2 separate regions of the Homo sapiens genome follow, and region 1 is linked to region 2. Evidence: chromatin loops called from intact Hi-C (ENCODE). Cell type or tissue: heart right ventricle. All regions are shown on one strand. Each heading gives the region's core, and the rest is flanking DNA. Links, peaks and the distances in the headings are about the cores only.

Region 1 (8,375 bases), core at 2,845-5,344, 71 kb before region 2:
GGCCTCAGCATCCCTGTGTGCCCCCTTGAAATCAGGCACATAGTCCCAAAGCAGCAGGAGGTTAGAAAAGGAACCAGAAGGCCCCGGCCTGGCCCCAAATCCCTGTGCTGTCATTTCAGACTGGATGACCTCAGGAAATTCTCCCCCTGAGTCCATGCCACCCCTGCCAGTTCTGTGCCTCCCTCTGAAAAGTGGGGCTACACCACCCCTGCCTGCCTGCTCACAAGTGAGAATTGAAATCAAGTGCTGGGCCTGGCATGGTGGCTCATGCCTGTAATCCCAGCACTTTGGGAGGCTAAGGCAGGAGGATCACTTGAGGTCAGGAGTTTGAGGCCAGCCTGGCCAACATGGTGAAACCCCCATCTCTACCAAAAATACAAAAATTAGCTGGGTGTGGTGGCGGGCGCCTGTAATCCCAGCTACTCAGGAGGCTGAGGCAGGAGAATCGCTTGAACCAGGAGGCAGAAGTTGCAGTGAGCCGAGACTGCCACTGCACTCCAGCCTAGGTGACAGAGTGAGAACCTGCCACTAAAAAAAAAAAAAAAAGAAAGAAAGAAAGAAAGAAGAAAAGGAAAAAGAAAGCAACTGCTATATGTGAATGAGCTCAGGTAATCTGCATAGCCTCTACCCCTTAACTTAAGCCCAGCAGGCTGACACTGCAGTGAGCTATGATTGCAACACTGCACTCCAGCCAGGGTGACAGAGCAAAACTCTGTCTAAAAATAATAATAATAACCAACCATTTAAGATGCCCTTATGTGGTAGATTAAGTGGTGGAGTGTATTGTTTATCCTCTGTTGATAGATGAGGAAGCTGGTGCTTGGCAGAAACAGTGAGTGACTTCCTCAGGGTCTCCAGGCTGCTGAGAGGTGGGGGCTGGAAATGCTCCCAGGTGGTCTGAGACAGAAGCCCTGCTGGGAAGTCCTCCCTCAGGAGACAGGAGCCTGTGGACATACCTTGCGCCCTGTTGCACCCTCTGTGAACGTGAGGAAGTGCTGCTCTTTTCATCTTAGAGATGAGAAAGGGAGGCCTGGAGAGGAGGCAGTGACTTTTGGAGGCAACCCTGAGTCGATGGCACAGCTGAAGCACTGACTTCTGCTTTTAGCTCTTCCCTCCTCCTGGAATTTCCTGATTTCTTTGAGATCTGAAGTAAGGGGTACAAGGCTCCTGGGCCTCCATGAGCCAGGTGGCCCTGATGGTGAGCCATCCACAGATCTGCAGGCATTGATTGCAGGTGCCAAGCCAGTCGGCACAGACCTCCGCCATCTGCTATCATTGCCATGCAAGAAAAGAGTCCCAGCTCATAGGCAGACATGAGCCACAAGGCAGGCAGGACCTGCAGCCTGGCCACACCCATCATCCAGGGTCACCTCTCTGTCCAGACCCATGCCTGGTTATTAAGCATTTAGTGATGGCAGGAGACCCACCTGGAGGCTGGGTGGGTGATGGTGGCAGTGATGATGGTGGAGTTGGTGAAGATAGTGGAAGTGAGGATGAAGGTAAGGACAGGTGTGAAGGTGAAGGTGGAAGTAAGGATGGAAGTGAAGGTGGAGGTGAGGATAGAGATGAGGATGAAAGTGAGGATAAAGGTGAGAGTGGAGGTAAGAACGGAGATGAGGATGGAGGTGAACACAGAGGTGAGGATGGAGGTGATGGTGGAAGAAATGATAAAGATGGTGAAGACACTGGCTGTGGCAATGGTGGGATGGGGATGCCATTGTGGGTCATGAGAAGAGCTCTTGACTGACATCCCTCCATGAATCTCGAAGCTCACCCAGCCACAGAGTGGATCCCTTCATTTCAGTCCCAGCAGCCTCCTCCAACCATTTCAGTCCCAGCAGCCTCCCCCAAGCAGTCAGGATCCCTGAAGAGCACCTGGCTGTCCACAAGACAATAGGCAGGAAGGGGATCCAGTGGCCCCCCAGGCTTAGCTAATGTGAGTGAACACCAGGCAGGAGCCAGACAGCAGATGGGATAGGAGTTTCCAAGCCAGTGCTTGGGGACAGGCCCTCCCATTCAAACACAAAGCAAGGCCCTGGCCACAGCCGGGAAGGATTGCAAGGGCCTTCCTGAGCAGACACAAAGCAGCCCTGAGCCGCTGGGGGTGATGAGGAGCGGAGGCAGGGCCAGGCAGAGGGTCTGCAAAGAATTACACAGGAAAGCTGGAAGGGGGACATTGGGTCTAGTGGTTTGGCCTGTGGAGAGCTGTCAGGAGAGGGGAGGATGAGGTTGGTGGAGACGCCTGAGGCAAGGGTGTCTGGGGGTCTTGTTGGCAGCATGGTGGCAAAAGCTCCAGAGGTAGCCACGCATGTGTTCCAAGGCAGCCGCTGGGAATCCCACCACCTCTGGCTCTCAAATGCCTCTCCTATTGTTAACACGAACACAGACCTGTCAGGCCCTCCATGATCGATGCCTGGACTTTTCCATTATCTACGGGCAGCCTGCCACTCACGGTTCCCCGGGCGTGCCCACTTCTGGGCACCGCCAGGACCCCAGCGAAGGGCTGGACTGGAGAAGCCTGGCTGGGAGCATGGGCCGGCCTTCCCGACTCGCTGCCCAGGCTGTGGGCCTTGCCAGGTGTCAGACTCAATTTCCTGACCCTTCCTGCCCAGAGAACAAAACATGTCATCTCTCCACCCAAGCTGGGTCCACCCAGGACACTGGCTTGGCAGGAGGAAGACCTCTGGGGGTCCAGACCAACTGACCAGGCAGGCAGGGTAGGGGCGGAATGCAGACAGGTCATGGGTGCAATTTGTCACCCATGGGACAAATTGCCAAAGGGAAGGACGCCAGGGGATGGGGTGGCCAGGGAGGCCGCAGGAGGTATTGGAGGGACCCCCAGGCCCAGAGTCCAGAGACCCCCCATTCAATCCCGACTCACCCTGTCCCTTGGGCAAGAATCAGGGCCAACTCCACTGGCAAATGAGGTAGTTGAGTAACTGGATTTTTGAGGTCCACCCCACCTTCCATTAGTCAGCAAAGATCCCTCCTATGGCCAACCCCATATCCTTACACAATTTTGCACTTATTGCTTTTATTAAAAGAATAGCTTTATTGTGATAAAATTCACACACCATACAATTCACCCATTTAAAGTGTACAATTGAGTCGGTGGTTTTTAATATATTCACAGGGTTGTGCAATCATTTCCACAGTTTATTTTATTTTATTTTATTATTTTTTGAGATGGAGTCTTGCTGTGACGCCCAGGCTGGAGTGCAATGACGTGATCTCAGCTCACTGCAACCTCCGCTTCCTGGGTTCAAGTGATTCTTCTGCCTCAGTCTCCCAAGTAGCTGGCACTACAAGCACATGCCACCATGCCCAGCTAATTTTTGTATTTTTAGAAGAGACGGGGTTTCATTATATTGGCCAGGCTGGTCTTGAACTCCTGACCTCAAGTGATCAGCCCACCTCGGCCTCCCAAAGTGCTGGGATTACAGGCATGAGCCACCACACCCAGCCTCACAGTCCATTTTAGAACATTACATTATCCTGATAAGAAAACCTCTGCTTTTTGGTCTGGGTACAGTGGCTCCTGCCTATAATCTCAGCACTTTGGGAGGCTGAGGTGGGGGAGTTACTTGAGCCCAGTAGGAGTTTGAGATCCGCCTGGGCAATATAGCAAGACTGCATGGCTATAAAAAATTTAAAAATTAGGCCAGACACGGTGGCTCATGCCTGTAATCCCAGCACTTTGGGAGGCTGAGGTGGGCGGATCGCCTGCGGTCGGGAGTTCAAGACCAGCCTGACCAGCATGGAGAAACCCTGTCTCTACTAAAAACACAAAATTAGCTGGGCGTGGTGGCACATGCCTGTAGTCCCAGCTACTAGGGAGGCTGAGGCAGGAGAATCACTTGAACCTGGCAGGCAGAGGTTGCAGTGAGCCAAGATCGTACCATTGCACTCCAGCTCAGGCAACAAGAGCAAAACTGTCTCAAAAAAAAAAAATTAAAAATTAGCCAGGAGTGGTGGTACACACCTACAGTCTCAGCTACTTGGAGGCTGAGGTGGGAGGATCGCTTGAGCCCAGGAGTTGGAGGCTGCAGTGTGCTATGATGGCACCACTGCAGTCCAGCCTGCACAACAGAGCAAGACCCTGTCCCTCATTTAAAAAAAAAAAAAAAAAAAAGCTTAAATCCCTCCTAATCTCTGGGCAGCCTCCTGGTCTTTGAGCCTGGAGTGAAGCTGAACCCACAGGTGAGAGAACAAGAGGCCCCAGGTACAGGGAGAGGGGATTGCAGAGCTGGAGGCAGGTGGCCCAACTACCACCCAGCGGATATGAATAAGCACCCACTGACTAGGCGCTGTCATAGTCATTGGACAGCTCTGGGTCCCAGCTGTGGGCAAAGCCCAGACTGGGTGCTTTGGGATTCCGGCTCTGTGCCTGGCATCACTTCTGGCCCTGTCTGAGTAGCAGCTTCCTGCAAACAGATGTGGCCTTGTGCCCTGTGCTGGCAGGCCCTCCGGAGAGCTGAAGGTGCCTTAGGACCCAGGCCCATGCCTGCTGACCTCCACTGATCAAGAGAGGCCTGATGAATGGGGGCTTTTCTAAGTGGGACCACATCTCCCCTCAGGTCACAGTGCCCAAGAAAGGGTCACAGCTTCCCCCTCTGATTGGGGCTTCTCAGGGAAGGGTCCATGCCCCACTCAGATCAGAGTTTCCAAAGCATGGTTGTACCTCCCTCACCAGACTTACTTTTTGGGGGAGCTCCCTATGTCTTCCCTCCGACCTTTTGCAAAGCATGCCTATGCCTCTCCCCTTAGGGTAAGGCCATGTCCTTTCTGTTATACCAACTTCCTAGGAGTTCCACCCACTGTGTGGCCTTCTATCTGAGACACACTTTCCTCATCCGTAAAGTAGGGAGAGTCATATTTGTGTCATAAAATTGCCATGGATGGAACAAGAATAGCATAACATCACAATATTAACCATCCAATCAATACTTACTATAGCCATACTATGGAATGTTATTGGCAATGAAAAGAAACAAGAACTGATACATGCCACAACATGGATGGACTCTGAACACATGATGTTAAGTCACAAAGAATCAAAGATGGTATTATTCCATTTATATGAATAGACAAATCTCTAAAGACAAAAAGTAGATTGGTGATTGCCTAGGGCTGAGGGTGGGGCAGAATGGAGGGATTGGGGGATGAGGGCTTCTTTTAGGGATAAGGAAAATATTGTAAAATTGATTGTGATGATGGATGTACAATTCTGTGAATATACTAAAAGTCATTAAAGTATACATGATAAATTAATGAATTGTATGGTAAAGTAAACTGTATTTCGATAAAGCTGTAAAAGGATGTACAGACATGTGAGGAAGTAGGAAAATATGACTTGTAATTTTTAAAAAATCAATGAAACAGATCCAGAAGTGATCAAATTAGTTTGCAAGACTTTAAATTGGCTATAGAAATATGTTCAAGATTTTAAAGGGAAAACAAACATAATGAGGAGAGAAATAGAAGATTTAAAAGAGAACCAATGGAACTGCTGGAGCTGAAAATATAATGTCTAAGATAAAAAAATATAGGATGAGCTTAACAGCAGATTTGACACTACAAAGACAAGATCAATGAATCTGAATATATCCAAACTAAAGCACTGAGGGAAAAAAGCAAGCCAAAAAAATTTTAACAGAGGCTTGGTGACCTGTAGGACAATATTAATCCATCCAACACACATATAACTGGAGTACCAGAGGCAGAAGAAATAATTGCTGAATTTTCTTCAAATTGCAAATTTGATTAAAATCATAAACCCAAAGATCCAAGAAACTCAAAGAGCTCCAAGAAGAATAAATATTAATTCAAAGAAAACCACACCAAAACATATCACAATCAAGTTGTTGAATACCAAAAATAAAGAGAAAAATCTTAAAAGCAGCCAGAGGGCGAAATGACACATTATGTAGAAGGAACAAAGATAAGAATGACTGCTGACTTATTGTCAGAAACAATGAAAGCTAGAGGACAATAACATGACATCTTTAGAGTGCTGGGGTTGGGGGGGAAGCTATTAACCTAGAATTCTTTACTCAGTTAAAATAGTCTCCCCTAAATGAAGACAAAATAAAGGTATTTTTTAAAGAAACAAACGGTGAGAAAATTTATTGCCCAGCAGAAATTGCACTACAAAAAATTATAAAATTAAAATTTCAGGCTAAAGGAAAAAGATACACATAAGCATGAGATACAAGACAATGAAAAACACTAGGAATGGCAAATATGTGGACTAATGTAAGAGATACTTTCTCTTATTTTCATTTCTTTAAAAGATAATTGGCTGGGCGCAGTGGCTCATTCCTGTAATCCCAGCACTTTGGGAGGCCGAGGTGGGCAGATCACCTGAGGTTGGGAGTTCGAGACCAGCTTCACCAACAAGGAGAAACCCCATCTCTACTAAAAATACAAAATTAGCCGGGCGTGGTGACACATGCCTGTAATCCCAGCTACTCAGGAAGCTGAGGCAGGAGAATTGCTTGAACCGGGAGGCAGAGGTTGCGGTGAGCCAAGATCACGCCATTGCACTCCAGCCTGGGCAACAAGAGTGAAACTCTGTCTCAAAAAAAAAAAAAAAGGAATTGTTTAAAGAAAAAAATAGCAGTGTATTGTGGGGTTTATAACTTCCGAGATGCATGACTACAATAGCATAAAGGACGGAAGAGTGAAATCAAAGTATGCTGCTGTAAGGTTCTTGTATTATTCATGAAGTGTTAAATGCAATTTAAGGGTAGATTGTGAAAAGTTAAAGATTCAAATTATAAACTCTAGGATAATCACACACACAAAGAAATAGCTTATAGGTAAAAGGTGAAAAAATGGCAAACAAAAACCAAAACAAACAAAAAACTTCAATCTAAAGGAAAGTAGGAGGCTGGGTGTGGTGGCTCACACCTTTAATCCTAGCACTTTGGGAGGCCGAGGCGGGTGGATTGCCTGAGCTCAGGAGTTCGAGACCAGCCTGGGCAACATGGTGAAACCCCGTCTCTACTAAAATACAAAAAAATTAGCCGGGTGTGGTAGCGTGCGCCTGTAGTCCCAGCTACTTGGGAGGCTAAGGCAGGAGAATTGCTTGAACCTGGGAGGTGGAAGTTGTAGTGAGCCGAGATTGCGCCACTGCCCTCCAGCCTGGGTGACAGAGCAAACTCTGCCTCTACAGAATAAATAAATAAATAAATAAATAAATAAATAAATAAATAAAATTAGCTGGGTGTGGTGGCAGGCGCCTGTAATCACAGCTACTCGGGAGACTGAGACATGAGAATCACTTGAACCCAGGAAGTGGAAGCTGCAGTGAGCCAAGATCATGCCACTGAACTCCAGCCTGGGTGACAGAGGGAGACTTCGTTAAAAAAAAAAAAAAAGAGGAAGGTAGGAAAATAAGCAAAGAACAGAGGAAACAAATAAACAAATAGCAAGCAGGTAGAGTTAAACCCAAACATATCACTTCGCATCTAGCCACATGGAACGACGGGAACTGGATTGATCCTTCTATCTTAAAAACTGGAAAACCAAACAAAATACGTGAAGCGGCAGTTGTCTGATGTGAACCATAGGCAGTGCTGAGACGTGATCCCCAAGAGAAGAGAAATAAAGTGAGTTCTAAGATCTGGAAAATTTGCAAATATTAGGAAATTATCATACTTCTAAATAACCCATAGGTCAAAGAAGAAATCGCATGGGAAATTAGAAAATATCTTGAATTAAATAGAAATGAAAAAACAACCTATTAATATTTGAGGGGTGCAGCCTTAAGCAACGCTTTGAGGGCAATTTATAGCTCTAATTGTTATACACAAGAAGAAAGCTCTAAAATAAATGAGTGATGGTTCTACCTGTGTGTGTGTGTGTGTGTGTCTGTGTGTGTGTGACAGGGTCTCGCTCTGTTGCCCAGGCTGGAGTGCAGTGGTACAACCAGAGCTCACTGCAGCCTCGACCTCCCAGGTTCAAGCAATCCTCTTACCTCAGCCTCCTAAGTAGCTGGGAGTACAGGCATATGCCACTTCACCCAGCTAATTTTTTAATTAATTCATTTTTTTTTTTTTGGTAGGGACACTGTCTTGCTATATTGTCAGGCCTAGTCTCAAACTCCTAGGCTCAAGTAATCCTCCTACCTTGACCTCCCAAAGTGCTAGGGTTACAGGCATGAGCCACTGCACCCAGCCAAGGGTCTACCTTACATGCTAGAAAATGAAAGAGCAAATTAAACCTGATGTAGAAAAATACGAATCATAAAAAGCAGAAATCAATTGAATAGAAAATGAACCAATAATGAAGAAAATCACTGATACCAAAAGCAGTTTCTTTGAAAAGTCCAAGTGTTGATGTATTCATTATCTATTGCTGTGTAGCAACAC
Region 2 (8,375 bases), core at 2,991-5,490:
GGAGGTTGCAGTGAGCCAAGATCTAGCCACTGCACTCCAGCCTGGGAGACAGAGCAAGACTCTGACTCAAAAAAAAAAAAAAAAAGAAGAATGAACCCCCAGAGCCTGTGTGGCAGCAGGCTGGACTGGAAGCCCGTGCGGTGGAGGCTGGAGAGCTGAACCCGGTCCTGGAGAGAAGGTGAGCAGGAAGGGGCAAGTAGGTAGGAGGAGCCCAAAGGAAGCCTAGGAAGAGGCAGTGGGGGGTTCCACCATGCTGCTCCCCGACACAGAAGGACCAGCAAGGAGCATGGGATGCAGGGCACATGGGGGCAGGCAGAGGAGTGAGGACAAAAAAAGGGAGTGGACGGCCAGGTGCAGTGGTTCACACCTGTAATCCCAGCACTTTGGGAGGCCAAGGCAGGAGGATCACCTGAGGTCAGGAGTTTGAGACCAGCCTGGGCAACATGGTAAAACCCCGTCTCTACTAAAAATACAAAAACTAGCCAGGCGTGGTGGCATGCACCTGTAATCCCAGCTACTCAGGAGGCTGAAGCAGGAGAATCACTTGAACCCAGGAGGTAGAAGTTGCAGTGAGCCGAGATCATGCCATTGCGCTGCACCCTGGGCAACAAGAGCAAAACTCCATCTCAAAAAAAAAAAAAAGATCACTCTGGTAGCCTGTGATCAGGCCAAGATAAAATCTAAACTAAGTGGCAGTAGGTAAAGAAGAGGGCACAGGCATAGGAGGGCTTTAGGAGGTAAAGTCAGCTTTGGGTGGAATTGGCATCTTAACAATCATAAGCCTTCCAATCCATGAACATGGGATGTCTTTCCATTTATTTAGATCTTTCATTTCTTTCAATGATGTTTTGTAGCTTTTGGTGCACAAGTCTTGCACTTCTTTTTAAACAATTTAAAAATTTAAACTTGATAATGAGGTATAGGGAGGTGAGGTGGGAAAAGGAGGCATCTAGGAAGAGAGCTGTGTTCCTGTGGGGAAGCAGGAGGATGGAGATGGTGCAGGTGGAGATGAAGACAGTGGAAGAGGAGCTTGAGGTTGGGGCAGTCACCGAGTCTCCTTTGAACCTGACTTTCCAACATCTGGGACATCTCAGTGGAGAAGGCCTACAGAGCTGGCTGAAAGACTGAAGCCTTCAATAAGGATGAAGGGTCCTAAACACAAGGCCAAAGAGCTCAGAATTTTCTTGTGGATAAGATGATGGGGAGCTGTTGGCAGCTTTATGCAGAGAAGTGACACAATCAGGTTTAGAAGAATTATTTGAGCAGGAGGGAGGAGATTGGCTCAAGCAGAGAGACACTGCAGGCAGGGAGACTTAGGATTAAGAATTTAAATGTTCCCTTAGAGGCCAGGATCTGAGCAGCGGCCAGGCCAGGAAATGGGGTCATAGAGCAGACCTCAGTTAGCAACTGACCCAGGCTAAGTGTCACAGGTGGATCTCACTTCATGCAAGTGGAGTCTTGACAAGCTGAGTCATAAATGACACTTATGTTGATACTTTAGGCCAAATTCTGCTTTCAATGACTCAATCCAAAAAAGAAATTAAGAAAAAACAATTCCATCTACAGTAGCAACAAAAAATAAAATACTTAGGAAAAAATGTTTTAAAAGAAGCATAATACTTGTACACCGAAAGCTACAAAATATCATTAAAAAATTAAAGATCTAAATAAATGGAAAGACATCCCATGTTTGTGGATTAGAGGCTTGTTATTGTTAAGATGACAATTCTACCCAAAGCTGATGACAATACTACCAAAAACAGATTCAATGCAATGCCTATCAAAATCCCAGTGGTGTATTTGCAAAAATGGAAAAAATCCATTCTAAAAATCAGATGGAATTTCAAGGAACATCAAATAGCCAAAACAATCTTGAAAAAGAACATTTGGAGGACCTACACTTCCTAATTTCAAAACTTACTACAAAGCTACAGTAATTAAGACAATGTGTTACTGGCATAAACATAGACATATAGATCAATAGAATCGAATTGAGAAATAAACCATTACAATTGTGGTAAATTGATTTTTGACAGCAGTGTCAAGACCATTTAGTGGGGAAAGAATAGTCTGTTTAACAGATGGTGGTGAGACAACTGGATATCCACATGCAAAAGAATGAAGTTTGACCCCTACCTCACACCATATATAAAAATTAACTCAAAATGGAGTGAAGATCTAAATGTAAGAGCTAAAACAAGAAAACTCTTAAAAGGCAACATCGTGGTAAATCTTCGTGACCTTAGACCTGGCAATGGTGTCTTCGATATGATGCCAAAAGTACAAGCAACCAAAGAAAAAATAGACAAATTGGATTTCATCAAAATTGAAAACTTTTGTGCTTCAAAGGACACTATGAAGAAAATGAAAAAGACAACCCACAGAATGAGAGAAAATATTTGCAAATCTTATCTTAAATGACTTGAGACTATGTTAAATGAAAAGCTCTTCTTGGAAACTTCTTCATAGTGGGGGTGGAGGGGGAAAGAGCCTACCCCAATGTACAGCATGCAGGCATCCTGCCCTGCCCTTTGTGGAATGAGTTTACCCAAAGAGGATCTGCTCATATAGGAAATTGGGGAAGTTAAAGTGGGGGAGGGTGGGAGGAAGGAGAGACACTTGCCCCCAGGGCAGCCACAGTTCTCTGGGAACTTGCTCACAAATTCCCTGAATTCCCCCAAATTAATTTTAGAATGAGTCCTCGAAACCCAAGGAGGCCAAGGGACGGCCCGGCGCCAGTTTGGGCAGCTCTCAGAAAGGGGACAGCATGAGGGAGAGGCCGTCTGGCCTGGCCTCGTTTCCCAGCCAGGCCCCATCCATGGGAAGGTCACGAGAGGCACGAGCCGGGGCCAACCCCCGTGCAGGGCGCGGGCGCAGGCAACAGGCCAGGAGGTCCTGGGGCCTGAGGTCTCCATTCCCACTGACATCAGTGCAAGGTGTCAGGGGGCCTGAATCATCGGGGCTGGGGCCAGCCCCCCTCCCTGGGGGTTGTGGGGAGAGCATAGCAGAGGCATGAGGCAGCCCCAGCCAGGCGGGCGGCCCTAGGCTGGGCTGGCCCGGTGACTGCTTTATAGAATTAGTGAGTGGGACTCACCACAGGGGGGAGGTGGAAATGTCATCGTCCTGGATTCCAACAGGCTGTACTCCCCCTCTTTCTGATTCACAAAATTAATTTCAATGGCTAGAGAGGAGTCTGGCAGCAGGGCCAAGGGGTCATAAACACGGGGAATATTAATAGCTTCAGCCAGGCTGCCTGAGGGGCTGGGGGGCCCTCCAGAGGGACTGATTTATTTAGTCTCCTCATTAATGATGTGGAAAGACAAGAGTTTGCCCGAGCCTGAGGCGGATACTGACCTACATCAGGGCAGGAATTGCCCATGCTAAGGACACACCACGGCGGACCATCCTCGGCTCTATCTCCCCCAGGCACTATTCCTCTTGGTTTTATCGTGGTGCCCTGGCTCTATATCCCAGCCAGGTGGGCCCAGGTGAGGCACCATTATTGAGCCATCTCAAAGCAGCAGACGGTGGGAGCTAGGCACACCAGGCGCATACCGTGGCCAGGTAAGGATCGATCTCCTTCCAGAGCTGAGATCTCAAGAATAATGCATATTCATGCATATGAACACACATGCTCAGACCTTTCCATGTTTCTGACGACAAGACCAGCCCTGCTTCCCCTCTCTCCAGCCGGTGGCTGGACATACAGGACCAAGTCAAGGTGTAGAGTACCCAGCCATCCCAGACTGGCACATGATAGAGTGAGCCAGGTGCAGCAGGAATATACATTCCAGGTAAGGATGGGCTCCTTCCTGAACAAGGACCCTAGCCTCCTTAGCCCTCCACCCCAACCTCACCCTGCCATTAATCAACCTTATATGTCACTCCCAAATCTAGGGATATTTAACACTGGGAGTTCAGGGAAATTCTACACACATGTGCATGCAGAATATATACAACACCTGTTCCCCAACACACTTGGCAGAGCCCCATTCTAGGGCATAGCTTGGCCTGCTAAGGGGAACAGAAACCAGGGCAGCTGGCACGCTCTGGCCCTTCCCAAGTCCCCGGGTCCTGAGAACATCATTCCAAACTACCCTTGGGGCCCCAGAGTCTGAGGTCACAGACCAAGGAGTCTGTGAAGAGGGTCAGCTGGCAGTGGCTTGGGGAGATCCAGTTGGGAGGCGTGCCCAGGGCCCACGCAGACGGGCTGGGGGAGCCTCCCCTGGGAAGCCCTCCACTCCCAGCTGCACACTCCTGGCTGCCAGCGCTGGGACAGACACAGACGGACTGGGCCTGGCAGCAGCTGCAGCTGGGAGCCTGCCGAGTCCTGGGCTGGAATGAAGGAGAAACCTGTCCAGCGATGAGATCAAGGCAATGGCACAAGTGTCCCCCCCAGGGAGCCGAGCTCTGTGTCCCAGGACATTCCAAACTCTGTGAACAAAACATGGGATGGGAGGCTAGCCAGGCTGGGCCAGGGCCAGGTGGCCCCCCACCCCTCCCATCAACGGATGGTTTTGCAGGGGGAGCCCAGCCTCCTCCTGCGGGGGCTGTCCCGGCCCAGCAGTGGGACCGGCTGGGAACGCAGCATGCACTGCCAGGAATACTGCCCACACAAGTCGCCTGGGGACGCCGCATCCAGACACCTGCCACGTTCCCTCGGCAGGGTGCCACGTGTGGTCATCTGCCTGAACCCGATGCTGCATGGGGTGCTGTAGGTGACCCATGCTGCACATCCTCCTGCTTGGCTCTGTTTAACTTAGCAAACACCTTCGAAGCCACGATCGTATTTAATAACACCTGATGGAGACCCGGTCTGGCTGGTTTCCCCCATTTTATAGGAAACTGGGGCCCAACGTGCAGTTTGCTGGGGGCCACACGGTTATCAAGTGCTGATGCAGGATTCTCACCCAGGATTGCTGCCTCCCCAGCTCAATTCTTGCAGTTACACTTTGTGCTGGTAGTCGGAGTCCACCAAGACTCTGGGCTCAGCCTCCCTGACCGAAACCCTAATTCCACAGCAGCACCTCTAAAATCAGCAGGTTCAATGCCTTGATTCTATAAATGGGTAAAGTGGGGGAAAAAGGGACAAGGCCTTGCCAAGTTCATAGAGCATCAGAGGTGAAAGTGGAATTCAGCTTCAGATGTTGATGCTCGTAGGAACGTGAGCCAGGCATGATTCCAGGACAGCTGGAAGGCAGCCAATGTGCATGGCTCAGAGAGCCGGGGAGTGGAGAGAAATCGTGGTGGCTTCCTGGAAGAGGTGTACTGCCCCCCAAGCAAGGCCTCTGTGAAGCCCACTCAAGTGACCCTACGTAGAGACAGTCACAGATCAACAGAAGGAAAATTACAGGCTAGGCTCATGCATGTAATCCTAGCACTTTGGGAGGCTGAGGTAGGAGGATCACTTGAGACCTGGAGTTTGAGACCAGCCTGGGCAACATAGCAAGATCCCATCTCTTATAAAAAAAAAAAGAAAGAAAGAGAGAAAGAAAGAAAGAAAGAAAGAAAGAAAAGAAGGAAGAAAGAAAAGAAAGAAAGGGAAAGAAAGAAAGAAAGAAAGAAAGGAAGAAAGAAAGAAAGAAAGAAAGAAAGAAAAGGAAAGAAAAGAAAAAGGGAAAGAAAGAGAAAAAGGAAGAAAAAAGAAAGAAAGAAAAGAAAAGAAAAGAAAAGGAAGGCAGGAAGGCAGGAAGGCAGGAAGGAAGGCAGGCAGGCAGGCAGGAAGGAAGGAAGGAAAGAAAGAAAATTAGCCGGCGTGGTGGCACGACCCTGCAGTCCCAGCTACTCAGGAGATTGAGGTGGGAGGATCATTTGAGCCCAGAAGTTTGAGGCTACAGGGAGCTATGATCACACCACTGCACTCCAGCCTGAGTCAGAGATTGAGATACCATATCTATTTTAAAAAAAAAAATTCTTCTTTGCAATGGCAAAGAAGAATGAGAGGCTACGGGGGTGAGCTGTAACTGCCTGTGTAACCTCAAAACTGTCCCTTCCCCTCCCCGGGCCTCAGTGGCCTCATCAATACAATAGGGACACGGGATGTTGGCTGTGGCCAGATCACACAGTGACTCTTGCCAGCTCAGCCACTCCTGCAGCAGGGTTCTGAGGACTGGCTCAGGGCTGCCCAGATACTGGCCATGGCTTAGGAGCCCCCAAGTCCAAGTGGGGTGCCTGAGGAGGAAAGAGGCAGGCTACTGCCTGCTAAGCTGGGATGTGAGGTCTGAGGAGGAGCCCAGTGAAGGCCAGAGATAGGGTCGGTGCTGCAGGAGGGGCTGGAGGAACAGCTAGCAGACAGAGGGGAGGAGGCCTAGGCGTGGACGGCCGGGGTCAGCAGCAAGGATTATATTGTGTAAACGATAGGAAACTGAGGGGATTAGGCGGGACAAGGTCATGGTCAGAATGACCTAGGGAAGGCGTCATCCATGCGGTCCAGGCAGATGATGGTGGAATCCGACACCAGCAGCAGCCAGGAGGTTTCAGCAGAAGCTGAGTAGGCTCCTGACAGGAGGCAGAAGTGGAGTCCTTCTCTCCCGTCCATCCCAGACTGGGAGTCCCCTGGGGGGCAAAAGAAGGGCTCTGATCCCCAGGTTAGGCATCTGAAGGCAGGATGAGCCCAGTGACTGTGTGCTGACCCCGGCATGTGCCTGGCCATCCCAGCCCTCAGCACGAAGAGTCCACCCTCCGGCTGGACCAGGTCAGGCTGACCAAGGGCATGACTGACAGGCAGCCTCTTCCAAGGAGCTACGTTGTTTGACTCTCCTGGCTCCTCCCAGTGGCCAAGGCTTGTGGCACAGAATGGTTTCCAGAAATCAATGGTTCTGGCCGGGCCTGGTGGCTCATGCTTGTAATCCCAGCACTTTGGGAGGCCGAGGCAGGCAGATCACCTGATGTCAGGAGTTCGAGACCAGCCTGGCCAACATGGTGAAGTCCCGTCTCTATTAAAAATTCAAAAAGTAGCCGGGCATGATGGTGCACGCCTGTAATCCCAGCTACTAGGGAAGCTGAGGCAGGAGGATCGCTTGAACCTCAGGGGTGGAGTTTGCAGTGAGCCAAGATCGTGCCACTGCACTCCAGGCTGGGCAACAGAGCGAGACTCCACCTCAAAAATAAATAAATAAATAAATAAATAAATAAATAAATAAATAAAAGAAATTAATGGATCAAACGTCAACGTTGAAGTAGGGTAGACCATGAGCAAAGACAAATTCAAGAAGGAATTCCTCCATCTGGACCCAGTAAAGGCTCACTGAGCGTTTACTCTGTGTCAGGCTCTGGGCCAAATGTGGGGGCCACAAAGAGGAGAAAGACAGGGCCTTGAGAGTTCACGGAGGGGACAGTGCCCAGAGATCCGTAGGCCCTGCAAACCCAAGGACACCAGGCAGTGAGCGCCAGGACTGGGAAGGACCTGGAAGATCTCGGCCTTTGTCGGTGGAGAGGAGACGGGAGGAAGGAGGATGCTGGGAGCGCCAGGGGGTCAAGACAGCAGGGAGGGCACTGGAGGAGGGGGTCTGCAAGGAAGTGGGAGAAGGAGAGAAGGGAGGGGACTCCCCCATCCAACTCCAGGATCAAGGACCCCAGCCTGCTTTCCTCCAAGCCAGGTTTTGGTGGAGACACAGAAGCAGGGCCACTGGCCATTTTCACCTTTTAAAAACCACAGCCATTCGAAGCCAGGCGCTGGAGCCAAATTTCTGGGAGAGACAGAGTCCCTGTGGGCGCTTCCCCTGACGTCAATCGGGGTTTCTCTTGTGTGTCTGCGGCTTTGACAGGAGGAGGCCAGTTTAGGGGGCTGAGCTAAGAGAACGAGAAGAGGACCGAAAGCCAAGTGCCGCTCCCATTCTTCCAACCTCCCTGCCCATGGATGGAGCCCTTGTCAGGGTGGTTCAGGGACCCTGCTCAACAGCAGGGCAGGTGTCAGTTACAGGACAGGAGCTGGGGTCACCTAGAATCCTGCACACCATCGTGACTCCTGTGCCCTGACATGAAAGCCACACCCCGTGTAGTCTGGGAGGCTCCGTGCCAAGGAAGCCATTTTGATGCAGGGCAAGCAAGTCCTAGAATTGGGGCTTAGCCCGGGAGCACTCTTGGCTTCACCCAGGAAAGAATTCAAGGGTGGGCCGGGCGCGGTGGCTCACACCTGTAATCCCAGCACTTTGGGAGGCTGAGGCGGGCAGATCACTTGAGGTCAGGAGTTTGAGACCAGCCTGGCCAACATGGTGAAACCCCATCTCTACTAAAAATACAAAAATCAGCCAGATGTGGTGGTGGATGGCCTGTAATCCCAGCTACTCGGGAGGGTGAGGCAGGAGAATCACTTGAAACCAGGAGGTGGAGGTTGCAGTGAGCTGAGATGGCACCACTGCACTCCAGCCTGGGTG

What was found. A loop is a pair of places that touch in the nucleus more often than their neighbours do. Peaks named below come from ENCODE experiments on the same cell type or tissue, not always from the same donor. Only the 100,000 strongest peaks of a DNase experiment are listed, where the experiment ranks them.
Region 1: it touches region 2 in a loop (2.3-fold over the local background); 8 of 110 quality-filtered maps call a loop at or near these places.

Annotation. Positions count from the first base shown.
Region 1 is chr7:73,961,010-73,969,384 of GRCh38, reverse strand. No RefSeq gene overlaps it. Among named protein-coding and RNA genes, the nearest start is that of ELN, 63 kb to the left of the region's middle. In heart right ventricle, for the core only: no CTCF peak of the experiment used is centred there; no DNase peak of the experiment used is centred there.
Region 2 is chr7:73,889,701-73,898,075 of GRCh38, reverse strand. No RefSeq gene overlaps it. Among named protein-coding and RNA genes, the nearest start is that of TMEM270, 33 kb to the right of the region's middle. In heart right ventricle, for the core only: no CTCF peak of the experiment used is centred there; DNase peaks (open chromatin) are centred at 4,345 and 5,191; H3K27ac peaks cover 2,486 bases.